Regions from separate parts of the Homo sapiens genome. Here all the other regions are linked to region 1. Evidence: chromatin contacts called from ENCODE Hi-C data. All regions are on one chromosome and are shown on one strand. Each heading gives the region's core, a stretch centred on a gene start or an enhancer-like site at or near the end of the contact. The rest is flanking DNA. Distances are from core to core; before and after follow the strand shown.

Evidence for each region. A loop is a pair of places that touch in the nucleus more often than their neighbours do. Pooled maps may share reads with other maps.
Region 2: a pooled map shows a loop between it and region 1 (6-fold over the local background). The contact joins the promoter of SUCLG1 here to the promoter of MRPL19 in region 1. A Hi-C loop is called at or near these places in 3 of 50 pooled maps.
Region 3: a loop to region 1 is called in a pooled map, with 8 times the contacts of the local background. The contact joins the promoter of ETAA1 here to the promoter of MRPL19 in region 1. A Hi-C loop is called at or near these places in 4 of 50 pooled maps.
Region 4: a loop to region 1 is called in a pooled map, with 26 times the contacts of the local background. The contact joins the promoter of C1D here to the promoter of MRPL19 in region 1. A Hi-C loop is called at or near these places in 3 of 50 pooled maps.

The regions. Positions count from the first base shown.
Region 1 is chr2:75,645,199-75,648,314 of GRCh38, reverse strand. MRPL19 (mitochondrial ribosomal protein L19) reads right to left here and starts at 1,532. Exons shown (of 6, transcript NM_014763.4): 1 at 1,405-1,532; 2 at 1,096-1,213. The coding sequence starts at 1,507. RefSeq lists enhancers at 1,303-1,602, 1,438-1,732.
Region 2 is chr2:84,457,873-84,460,988 of GRCh38, reverse strand. It overlaps SUCLG1 (succinate-CoA ligase GDP/ADP-forming subunit alpha), which reads left to right and starts at 1,709. Exons shown (of 9, transcript NM_003849.4): 1 at 1,709-1,816. The coding sequence starts at 1,720. It also overlaps a transcript of DNAH6 not described here. RefSeq lists a silencer at 1,163-1,352 and an enhancer at 1,533-1,672.
Region 3 is chr2:67,395,741-67,398,856 of GRCh38, reverse strand. It overlaps ETAA1 (ETAA1 activator of ATR kinase), which reads right to left and starts at 1,524. Exons shown (of 6, transcript NM_019002.4): 1 at 1,186-1,524. The coding sequence starts at 1,408.
Region 4 is chr2:68,061,561-68,064,676 of GRCh38, reverse strand. C1D (C1D nuclear receptor corepressor) reads left to right here and starts at 1,673. Exons shown (of 5, transcript NM_173177.3): 1 at 1,673-1,719. RefSeq lists enhancers at 1,322-1,822, 1,575-1,984, 906-2,105.

The DNA.
Region 1 (3,116 bases), core at 283-2,782:
GTTTAAGTTGTGTGCTTTCTGAGTGAGAAGGTATACACAACTTAAACTTAGTAAATTCTGTCAAATTGTTCTCTAGAGCATATAATTTACATTCCTATTTAAGTGAATTCTATTAAATGCCACTGTTTAAAAGAGATATTCCATTTCTACCCTCAAAAGCAAAGTTTTATGAAGAAATATTTTCTGAATCTCTTAGTTCTCTAACTCCAAGTTTACTTCTATTTAAATCCGTGGAATATTTTAAATGTTAAAAAAAGAAAAGAAAAAAAAAAGCCAGGCGTGGTACCAGTAGTTCCAGCTACTCTGGAGCCTGAGGCGGGAGGATCACTTGAGCCCAGAAATTTGAGGCTGCAGTGAGCTAAAATCACCACTGCACTCCAGCCTGGGAGACTGAGAGAGACTCTGTCTAAAAAAAATTTAAAAAATAAAAAAATTAAAAATCCCAGAAGTAATCCAATCAATAATCTACAGCCCTTTCAAAAAGCCTATAATCATATCAGGTTTTTCCTCTGAAAACTGGCTTTTTAAAAAGGTTGCTACATAGCTCTCTTTTCAGACCTTAAGTCCTTTAAATTTACATGTACCTCCAAGATTACCACCATTCATATAAGTTTTTATTCACACTATTTTGATGAGTAAGTTTCAGACACAATTTAGTGGCCAGTTTTACTGTGCTTTGTCTGCCAAAACTTCCAACCTAAACCATAGCAAATTTTTTAAGTTGGCCAATCGATTCCTATCCAGGGTTAAGGGTCTTTTGAGAGAAAAGAAGAGCTCTTGGACGTAAACAGGTATAAACAGGATATACCTCAGAGAAAAACTCTGGTACAGGACAAATACCACAGAGAAAAGAGTTTAAAATATGGGGAACCCCTACTTGAAGTTCTGACTCAATAAAACTGCAAAGAAGTTCAATGCTGGCTTGGGGAGAAGTGAGAAAGAAAGAACAGTGTGGTGCGCTGGCTCTTGAATCCTACACACCTGCTCGTGCAGGGGGAGGTGCAGCCCCCACCTTAGAGCCGGGACCTCGAACGCGAACGCGCTCACGCGCGCACCGACCCCAGTTGCCGGCCTAGCGCCAGGGCAGTGCCTCACCTGCGTTCCGGTTCCACGGGGCGGTGCTTGTCCACGATGACCGGTTTCGGCGGCGGTTGGAACGCACCGGGCTCGGAAGGCCCAGTGCTCTGCTGCCGGACAGGCCCCGCGTGGACCCCTGCGGGAGCGGACGACGGAGGTCAGAACTCTCGTGCCAACCCTGAGATCCCGCAGAGCCCCGCAATCTCCCCCAACCCGGCGTCCCACGGGGGACCAACGCTGGGGTTGCCTCTGATCTCCAGGTTCGCCTCCCCCATCCTGACCCTGGGCCCCTAACGCGCCCCAGCTCGCAAGTCCGGCTCCACTTACTGCAGGCGATAGAGGCCGGCGGGGGGAGCAGAGTCCTGGCGGCTTGGAAACTCCGGCCTAGGCCCATTGCAGCCCAGTGCCCCGCTGCAATGCAGGCCGCCATGCCAGCTAGCTCACGTCAAGACTACAGCTCCCAGTAATCAGTGCGACGAGGTTGTTGCTGTCTGCCACCATATGGCGGCTGCTATGGGACAAAATGGATAAGTCTCTCCTCGCTCCTTTCCTGATGTCTTAGGAAAAGTGCACGTTTCTCTAGTTCCTCGTAATGCGCCAAGTTACACCCCTCCACAGGGGTGTTCTCCCAGCCTAGAAAGCTTTTTCCTCCCCCTATGAATCCACTCTATCTTCTCAGACAAGCTTTCGCTATGCGAAAATCCCATTGTAGGCCGTCTTTCCCACTGGGTGCCTTCGATTGGCAGCTCTGATCTCATTTGCAATTCTTTCTTGTGTAATTATTAGATTAGTATTTAAATCTGCCATTATACTATAATGAGGCAAGGGAAGGGATAAAGTCTTCTTTTTGCTCACCATGTTATCCCAGCACCTAGCACCTACCTGGGCCCTCACTAACATCTTTTGTTTTGTTGAGACAAGGTCTTCCTCTGTTACCCAGGCTGGAGTGCAGTGGCGCGATCATGGCTCTGCAGCCTCCAACTCCTGATGTCAGGAGATCCTCTCACCTCAGCCTCCCGAGTAGCCAAGACTACAGTCTCGCACCATCACGCCCAGCTAATTTTTCTAATTCTTTGCTGAATGCACAGAAAAGAGAATAGAATAGTTCCTGACAGAACTGCTGGCCCATAGTCCTTGAGACTACACAAAGCATTAACCCTTTGAGGAACCCAAATGAATTTGGGCTGGGCAACTGTGGGTATGGATAGGTGGGAGAAGTAAAGCTGGAAAAGGTAAATTGTAAGTCTTGTTAAGAAATTTGGAAAATGACTGGGCGTGGCCAGGCATGCCTGTAATCCCAGCACTGTGGGAGGCCGAGACAGGAGGGTCCCTTGAGCTCATGAGTTGGAAACCAGCCTGGGCAATATAGTGAGACCGTATCTCTAAGAAACAAACACACAGCCGGGCGCAGTGGCTCACGCCTTTAACCCCAGCATTTTGGGAGGCCGAGGCGGGCAGATCGCCTGAGGTCAGGAGTTTGAGACTAGCCTGGCCAACATAGTGAAACCCCGTTTCTACCAAAAATAAAAAAAATGATCCAGGTGTGGTGGCAGGCTCCTGTAATCCCAGCTACTTGGGAGGCTAAGGCAGGAGAATCGCTTGAACCTGGGAGACAGAGGTTGCAGTGAGCCGAGATCGCGCCATTGCAACAAGAGCGAAACTCCGTCTCAAAAAAACAGAAAAAGAAACACACACAAAAAAAGAAATTTGGAATTTGTTATTTCAGCAGTGGTTATATAAGGATTGAACACTTAGAGTAATGTGATAATTTAACTACATAATAGTCATTCCAGTTGCATTAATGTCCCAAAGCTACCTCAAATTCAGCCTATCCATACTGAGTTCATCTTTTTCAGCTCCAGACTTCCTTCCCAGTATTGGCTATCTCAAGGAATGGCTTCAGCATCCACTCTCTTGCCTAAGCCAAAAATCTCAGTGCCATTCTTGATTCCTCCCTGTCTCCTCCTGGATGAAGTTCCAAAAACTATGCCTGACACCGTCAAATATCTCAGGAATCCATATACTTTCTCATCCTCCCA
Region 2 (3,116 bases), core at 460-2,959, 8.8 Mb before region 1:
CTCCAATAAAACTTGTTTAATCCTAAATGGGTCCTGTTAAGAATTTCTTCATTAATTTGTCATGCTTCAAGGCCCAGGAAAGGCCTAGGCAAAACCCTTGGTGGGTTTCTGTTACATCTCAGCCTTTGTATAAGGGCACTGGCTTTTAATATTTAACTTAACCACTCAGTCAGCACTGAAACATTGTTATGGAGGCCTGCGTTAGTGAGACCTGGTCTGCCACAGGGGTGCAGTTATTACAAGAGGTTGAAATATCCTAAGTCCATCAAACATTGCCTGTGGATCCAAAAAATAATCTATATACTACTATTTCTCCTATATATATCAATTCAATTCAACGATGAGTTATTTGTGTAAGGCATTGTTCTAGGTGCTGGGGATACTCCAGGATACAAAACAAACAAAAATCCCCGTCTTCATGGAAATACAAATTTTCATTAAAAGTGTACTGAAATTATATTTTTTGTCATCATGCATTTTATCAATTAAATGAAACTAAACATATAACTTATCAAGCGACAGCTCAGGAATAATTTTGCTATTTAAAATAGCAAGGGATTTTCTATTTATTTGCCATAAAAATGTCCATTTTGTTATAATGGATATATCTGGAAACCACTGATACTATTTAACTCTGAGGAATTTAGTTATCACAAGAACATGATCCATGAGGGAGGAGTTTATTTGCAGTGAAGTCCAACCTGTTAATGACAATATTTGGATCATAAAGGAAGTATTGGGCAATCTCCTGGGGTAATCCCACTCATCCATCCCACAGCTCAGTGCCAATTATAATGACTACCTAAGTAAATTAGGATTGCAATTTTATTGACAATTCTGATGAGGAATCTCAGGAGCACGATTTTCGGCAGAGACGCAGATTACTTCATCTCTTGTTTACCTTTTGACTCTGGGACTCTCTGAGGTTCCTTCTAAAGCTGTTACAGAAGAGGGAACTGTTTGTCCAATCAGGGAGCAAAGTCACATTTGACCTCGAATTTCAGCCCTTAGGATCCTCAGGGAATAAACACTCATGCACTTAGTGCTAGTCAAAGACTGCATGATTATTTAACTAAAAAAATTCACATTCCAAGAAGTTAACTGTCAGTAAGATAGGTTTTGGTCTTTCTCATCACATCTTTCCCTTCACAGGCCACCAGTGCCAGTTCGAATTCCCGTCCCCAGCGGCAACCCTTCCGGGTCCAGGCACAGGTACGCGGTGAGAAATATTATTCTCTCTAATAGCAAACGAGGAAAACGAAGGGGGAAGGAGATGGGCCTGGGATACAAAGTTCTGGCACTGCTCTTCGCACCTCACCTCGCTGTTTCTTCCCTCCTAGTCTTCAAGTCCCTTGTCTCCCCGGTCTCACTGCCGCTCTTCCCTCGCTCCCTTCCCGCCGCCTCACTCAAAAGCTACGAACCAGTCGCGGCCGTCAGACTACATTGCCCACAATGCCACGCGCTGGCCAGTCTCGCGTGGGGTTTTCCCTCAGCTGCTGTTATAATTAATGTTAATCAAACCCACATTTCTAGGAAGGAGCCGAGTTATTATCTGCCTCTCCGATAGGATGCCTCTTTGTCTTCACCTGCCATTCCCGCTGTTTCGTGAAGAATCCTCTGTAAAGGGAAATTTGTTCAGGCGACTGCTGTGGCCACCCTCTGCCTCCTCCGGCCTCTGCCCCTGGGAGGTCCCCGGGGGCCTGGGAGTGTCATTGGCGTATGACCGCAACCCTTGCCGCTGCCGCTGACATCGCTACCATGGTCTCCGGCAGCAGCGGCCTCGCCGCCGCCCGTCTCCTGTCGCGCAGCTTCCTCCGTGAGTCCAGCCAGTACTGTCTTCCTGGCGCCCGCGGGTTATTGGCCCCGCCGGACCCAACCTCCTGGCCCAGGCCGCGGCTGGGCCCTCAGGGCTGGACCTCGGCGGGGGCCTGGGAGCCGCTTGGGATTCCGGCTTCGAGTCGGGGACCCCTACGGTGGAAGGAGCTTTGCTGGATACGTGGGGCGGGGGGCATGACTTAGGCCGCTGGCAGATGGAGATATTGGGTGGCTGAGCCAGGATTCGGGTCCGGGAGCCCTGCAAATTTGGGAGCTTGCTCTCGGCCCCGCGGTGACAAATGACAGGATGGGGGTGGCGTCTAGACTGGCCTTATTTGGAGTTGGGGATGAAGAGGTCCAAGGTGAACTTGGTGGGGAAGGTAAGGGTCTGGGTTGAGAGGTAGAGGAAGAGTGTCTCAGTAGGAAGTTGGGGGATGAGGCTGTCCCTAGTACGGAAAGGTCCTGCACTTCGAATTCCCCCTCTGCAGGATTGTATGTCAGGGAAAGATGGTTTCTGCACACGGAGTGGGGTCGGCATAGCCGCATAGACTACTAGAAGCTTATGGTTGGCTGGGACCTAAACCAGCTTATTTGCAGTGTCTCCACCAGGCGATTTGTGGACACATCCGTTCCCGAAAACTTAGTACCCAAGGTTGCTAGTCTTTGAGACACGCTGACTATGGAAAATTCTTGCCATATTCAAAGTCTCTGTGCTTGTCAGGTAGGTTATAGTAGAAAGAAACTTTGGAATCAGCCACATCAGGGTTTGAAGTCTGGCTAGTCCCTTTTCAGTCTGTGTAATAACCCTGGACACTTAATCTGTTTTTCAGTGTTTCCAATCACATGAAAATATTAACACATTTTAAGGGGCCTGAAGCACCATCACTTGTAAGGTGGACCATTATTTTGTTTACCACTAACAATGAAGAACGATTGCTTATTAAAACTGTGACACACCAGTGGTTGTCACATGTATCCTGGTTTTTTAAAAAGTGAAAAAAAATGTGCATTTTAGCAATGATGATGTACAGGATGATCTGGGTTCACTGCAGAATAAGTGGAGCAATTTATATAAAGCATCTCGTATGTAACAAACACTCAAAGTTAGTTTTCTTTTTCCGCTTTGCTCTTAATTCTGCTTGTACTGAATATTTTATGAGACTTAATTCCTTTCTTGAGAAGATTACATTCTGAAAGTGTACATTGATGAGTGTGCACTCAATAGCTAACACTTAGTTGCCAATCACTTGAGGACAAAGGTCTGGCTAGATAACGTTAGCAAGTATGAAATGGTTTGTTTG
Region 3 (3,116 bases), core at 275-2,774, 8.2 Mb after region 1:
CTGTAATTTATAGGTACATTCAAAAATCCAAAGTAACCCAACAGAAACCTAAATATGTTTAGCCCCCTTTCACCAACTCTATCTAATCTACATTAATTGCCATTCTTCAAAAACCATTAGTGATCCAATGCTTGGGAATTTTTGTCTAGAATCACTTTCAAATTTTTATAAAGATTTTTGTTCATTCCCAAATTGCTTTATAGGAGTATTATTAAAGACATGTAAGGTGGCCGGGCGCGGTGGCTGTAATCCCAGCACTTTGGGAGGCCGAGGCGGGTGGATCACGAGGTCAGGAAATCGAGACCATCCTGGCTAACACGGTGAAACCCCTGTCTCTACCAAAAATACAAAAAATTAGCCGGGCGAGGTGGCACACGCCTGTAGTCCCAGCTACTTGGGAGGCTGAGGCAGGAGAATCGCTTGAACCCGGGAGGCGGAGGTTGCAGTGAGCCGAGATTGTGCTACTGCACTGCAGCCTGGGCGACAGGGCGAGATTCTTTCCCAAAAGAAAAAAGACACGTAAGGTATAAAAAAAAAAAAAAAAAAAAAAGCACTATTTCAAGAACATGCTCCAGAATAAAGGCTTTTGTATGAGTTTCAGTTCCAACTAAGATTTACTAGAAGTCTTTTAAAAAGTAACACCTAAAACTAATCGAGACGAAAGAGATCCTTAGTATCTTATTTGGAGGGATGTTACACACAGGAACTTCCGGTTTATTCACAATGAGGTGAGACATCTACCAGGCTTTGAGACAAACTTTAACTTTTCCTATGAACTCTTCTCTAAAGCAGGTCACAGGGAAAAAAAGGGTTTAAAGAGAAATAACTTCTCCGGGCAAAAACTGAGGTTAGCGGGCCTATCAGCTGTTTCTTCTCACTCCACCACTGCTGCTGACTGGAGGAGCAGCCTGGAAAGCAGCCGCCCTCCCGCAAACAGGTAAACCACATTACCTATTCCTGTGGCGGAGGCAAATGGATGGTCAAACCTAACGGGGTAGTGCTGAAGTTCGGGGACAAAAGCCCATCGGGGAGTGGTATAGGATTATTTTTGGACTCTCGAGGGGTGAATCCCAGAGACAGAATACACGCTCCAGACTCCACCCCCACCCCAGATTTCCCTGTTGCAAGCTGGGATGTGGGGATGCGGCGCCGAAGCCAAGGCAGGCCGCGCTGCCGACGTCTCACCCTCGGGGTTACTTTTACTGCACAGGGCGGCGGTCGGAGGCTGCTCTCGCTGCCGCACTGGCCCGGGAGGCCCCTCTCTAGCCCCGCAGGGCCACGAACCGCGGGCCGATCTCAGCCGCCTCCTCCCTGGCTCGACCACCGAGCCGCATTCCTCCGCCGCCACTGTTTTGTGCGGCGTTTTCTTCGGGCTAGGGCTGTCATCATGTTTCCTTCGCCGACTCATTGCCTATGGCCCGCCTCCACCAGCCGCTTCTTCTTTCACATTTTGCAAAGGGATGAGTAGGGCAACAGCACTACAAACCGCACCCCGCACCAACGGCAGCCGCCATTTTGGTCGGTGGGGCGCGCGCAAGAGGCGGCCGCTGATTGGCTGGGTCCGGGAGAGGGGCGGAACTGTTAAGGTGCCGAGGGCGCGCGCACTTCCGCAGCCGGGACAGGAGCCTGCTCTGGAGGAGTGTCTAGGCTCAAAATCCTCCAGACTGGTGGGGGTTGTTCGGGTAGTAGTCAGGTCCGCGTAAACTGAGAGTGGGAGCTTGTGAGTTGGAAAGATTGAATACACTAGCAACTTTTTATTGAATTTACAACGAAAATTGCACGTTAGTCAAATTCAGATTATTGAGAGTCTTCGAATTTCTCAAGAAGAGGAAATACAGTTAATTTTTCATAGATGCTATGTGCATAGAAAAATCCAAAAGAAAGTAGAAAAAATTACTAAATTAATTTAAGAGTTGCTGGATACAAAGTCAATATTCAAAGATCAATGTGTTTCAATAGATTAGCAACAGATATAAAATTGAAGTTTTAAAGAGATACTATTTATAATAGTGCATGAGATAGCAAGTAACTAGGAATAAGTTAAAGATTGTCCTTCCTACAAAGAGAACTATAAAACATTTTTGAGGCCGGGCGCCATGGCTCAAGCCTGTAATCTCAGCACTTTGGGAGGCCGAGGCAGGCGGATCACGAGGTCAGGAGTTCAAGACCAGCCTGACCAGCATGGTGAAACCCCGTCTCTACTAAAAATACAAAAAATTAGCCGGGCATGGTGGTGCGTGCCTGTAGTCCCGGCTACTGGGGAGGCCAAGGCAGGAGAATTGCTTGAACCTGGGAGGCGGAGGTTGCAATGAGCCGAGATTGCGCCACTGCACTTGCAGTGAGCAGAGATCGCGCATCTGCATTCCAGCCTGGGCGACAGAGGGGGACTTCGTGTAAAATAAGTAAATACATACATACATACATACATACAAAAATTAGCCAGGCGTGGTGGCGGGTGCCTGTAATCCCAGCTACTTGGGAGCTGAGGCAGAGAATTGCTTGAACCTGGGAGGTGGAGGTTGCAGTGAGCCGAGATTGCGCCACTGCACTCCAGCCTGGGCAACAGAGCAAGACTCCGTCTCAAAAAAAAAAAAAATTTTTTTTTTGAAAGAAAACGAAGACCTAAATAAATGGTTACACTATGTTCATGGGTTGTGAGACTCAATATTGTTACAATGTCAGCTATTTCCAAACTGACCTATAGATTCAACATAAATACATATGAAGGCCCAGTGTGTGACTGTGTGTGTGTAACATGGTAAGTTTTTTCTAAAATTTATATGAAAATGCAAGGGACCAAAAATATCAATAAACTCTTGAAGATCTCTCGAAGAATAATGAGGGTTGATATCTACCAGGTATCAAGACTTATATGGTAATTAAGACAGTGTTATGATGGTGTCAGGATAGACAAAGATGAAAGAAACAGGATAGCACAGAAACAGACTTCCATATAAATGAACACGATTTAAGACAAAGGTGACCCTTCTGAGCAATGGTAAAAGGACTTTTGAAATTAAATAGTGCTTGGTCTATTTGATGTTCATGTAGAAAAAGAAAGAAACATGACCTTTACCTCAAACTTTATCCCCAAATCAGGTGCATATATATTCATT
Region 4 (3,116 bases), core at 424-2,923, 7.6 Mb after region 1:
CTCAGCTGCAGGTCTGTTGGAGTTTGCTGAAGGTCCACTCTAGACCCTGTTTGCCTGGGTGTCACCATCGGAGGCTGCAGAACAGCAAATATTGCAGAATGGCAAATATTGCTGCCTGATCCTTCCTCTGGAAGCTTCATCTCAGAGGGGCACCCAGCTGTATGAGGTGTCAGTTGGCCCCTGCTGGGAGGTGTCTCCCAGTTAGGCTACTCGGGGGTCAGGGACCCACTTGAGGAGACAGTCTGTCCGTTCTCAGATCTCAAACTCCGTGCTGGGAGAAGCACTACTCTCTTCAAAGCTGTCAGACGGACATTTAAGTCTGCAGAACTTTCTGCTGCCTTTTGTTCAGCTATGCCTTGCCCCCAGAGGTGGGGTCTACAGAGGCAGGCAGGCCTCCTTGAGCTGCGATGGGCTCCACCCAGTTCAAGCTTCCTGGCCACTTTGTTTATCTACTTAAGCCTCAGCAATGGCAGACGCCCCTCCCCCAGCCTCGCTGCTGCCTTGCAGTTTGATCTCAGACTGCTGTGGTAGCAGTGAGCCAGGCTCCGTGGGCGTGGGACCCTCTGAGCCAGTCACGGGATATAATCTTCTGGTGTGCCGTTTGCTAAGACCGTTGGAAAAGCACAGTATTAGGATGGGAGTGTCCCAATTTTCCAGGTACCGTCTATCATGGCTTCCCTTTGCTAAGAAAGGGAATTCCCTGATCCCTTGTGCTTCCCGGGTGAGGTCATGCCTCGCCCTGCTCTGTGGGCTGCACCCAGTGTCTGAGAAGCCCCAGTGAGATGAACCCGGTACCTCAGTTGGAAATGCAGAAATCACCCATCTTCTGCGTTGCTCATGCTGGGAGCTGTAGACTGGAGCTGTTCCTATTCGGCCACTTTGGAACCTCCCCCAAAACTTTAAATATTACATACATGGTGCTTGTTCAAAATGCTTTTACATGCATTTAATATACGGACAACTGTTTCATGCATAACTTTTTATCAAATTACAGCCGTGGAATGACAAGTTACAAATGTTAAGACAATGCTCAATCGCTTATACTACACTTTCAATGAACAGTATGTACAGTTTCTGTTAATGCCTTTATTTTCTATTATGTTTGTTCTGATTGCATACATTGAAATGCAATTTTACATTTATTTGAAACTAATAAAAAATTTGGGCTTGTATTTTGCACATATTTTCCCCATTTTTCTACTAATTCATTTTTACTGTATTTTATAGAAGTACCTTTTACTGACAGATTGGAAAAATAAAGAACCCATTCTTCCCCACGGATAATCTAATAAAGAACCTGTTCTTCCCCACGGATAATCTGGGAAGCTGCTCTAAGAGGCTCATCTAGAGGCAGACAATAAAAGGGTAGAAAGAATGAGGGCCCTGAAAAAAGCTTCTGGGAAAGTAAAAACCCGAACAAAGTTTCGATAACTAAGATTTTTTTCCTGGTTAAATACACTCAACCTGTATTTGGGGTGAGTGTTAGCCGGGTACAAAGGTAGACAAAAGTTCCGAGTGCCGCCGCAATCGTCTCCCACAACATGGGTCTGAGCTACTCAAAATGAGATTTGCCTTTGGAGAAGAGTTAAGGAGCAGGGGGCGTGGCGAGCAGCGTGAGATCATCGGGAAGCGCCGCTCGTGGCGGGGGCAGAGCCGGCGCGTCATTGTCGTCATCGTTGCCCGACCGCTTTCCGGGAGACTGGAGTCGAAGGCCGTGAGGTATTTTTCTAAGGTGTAGTTTCAGTTTTTCTCCTGCTCCTGTTTAACTCCGCTTTTCCTCTCCTGGGATTCCCCTGTCATCCTCTGGGCAGACTGAGAAAATCGGAGTTTGGCTGCGTAGCCTTCCAGGAATGCAGTCTCTCACAGCTCTTCGTTGGGGCAGCATTGTTGGCAGGTCCCCCACTTCCGCTTGTTTTGGGGCTGCTTGCAGGCTTTGGCTTACCCCGGCCCCTCATTTCTCTCTTTTGCTCCGGTCTCTCTCTTTTTCTTCGTTTGTTAACCACCCCCTTCTCAAATCTTGGAAGACGAAGAAATTAAAAACAAAAATCAAAAAACATTGAAGTCTTCACAATTTTCAGCTGTTTTCAATCTTGCTTAGGGAGAGAGGCTAAAGTGGAACGTCTAGGGGAGTAACTTTACTGTGTTAGCTCCGTTTATCATTCACATTCACAGACTGCCTGCTGCTGCAGTATTAGCTCATCTGAGATAGTGGGCTAATTTCGACCTTTAGCTGAAATCTGTAGTGGGTAATCCAAGAGAGCAGTTTTTCTTGATGACCCGGATAAGTTCAGTGTAACTCAAACTTGTTTCAAAATAGCTTTAATGTCCTCAATGTTTGCTGACTACAGTTCAGTTTTGGCTTGATAAAGATGTATTTGTCGCAATGAGATGTTTGCTATCCACTTATTAACCTATTAGGACTGTCTGATGGTGGACTGAACCAAGACTTAACCGTGATTTTTTAAAAAATTAAATTTAAAAATTTTGTGGGTACATAGGTGTATATATTTATGGGGTACACGAGATGTTTTGATACAGGCATGCAATATGTAAGAATCACATGGAAAATGGGGTATCCATCCCTTCAGGCACTTATCCTTTGTGTTACAAACAATCCAGTTATACTTTTAGTTATTTAACTCTGTATTTTTGATTCAAAAACAACAGATTAGCCCTATTGAAGTACAGAGAAATGTTTGTGTTTGGTGGAAATGATAGAACTCATTGTTTTGTTGAAAGATAGTGACAAGTGTGAATAACGGTTTTTCAAAATAAAATTCTCAGTCAAAAGATACTACAGCTGCCTTCAGTTAGCTGTGTTGTATGTATCACAGTTCAAAAGTAATGTAATTTTTTTCTTAACTGCTTTTACCTTTTCAAATGGCTCTTCATATGTATTATCTCAGCTACTGTTTCCAAAGTTGACCCTTCAAGCATGGCTCTAAATAGTTCACATTGGATTAGAGTATTTGGTAATTTTCACTTTTAGTAAAATACTATCTAATGTATTGAGTGCTAACTGAGCCAGGCCCCGTTCTAATGGCTTTTATCTAGTTTATTTAATCTGTGCAACAACACTATATACTCTTATTTCAGAAATAAGATAATTGTAATAA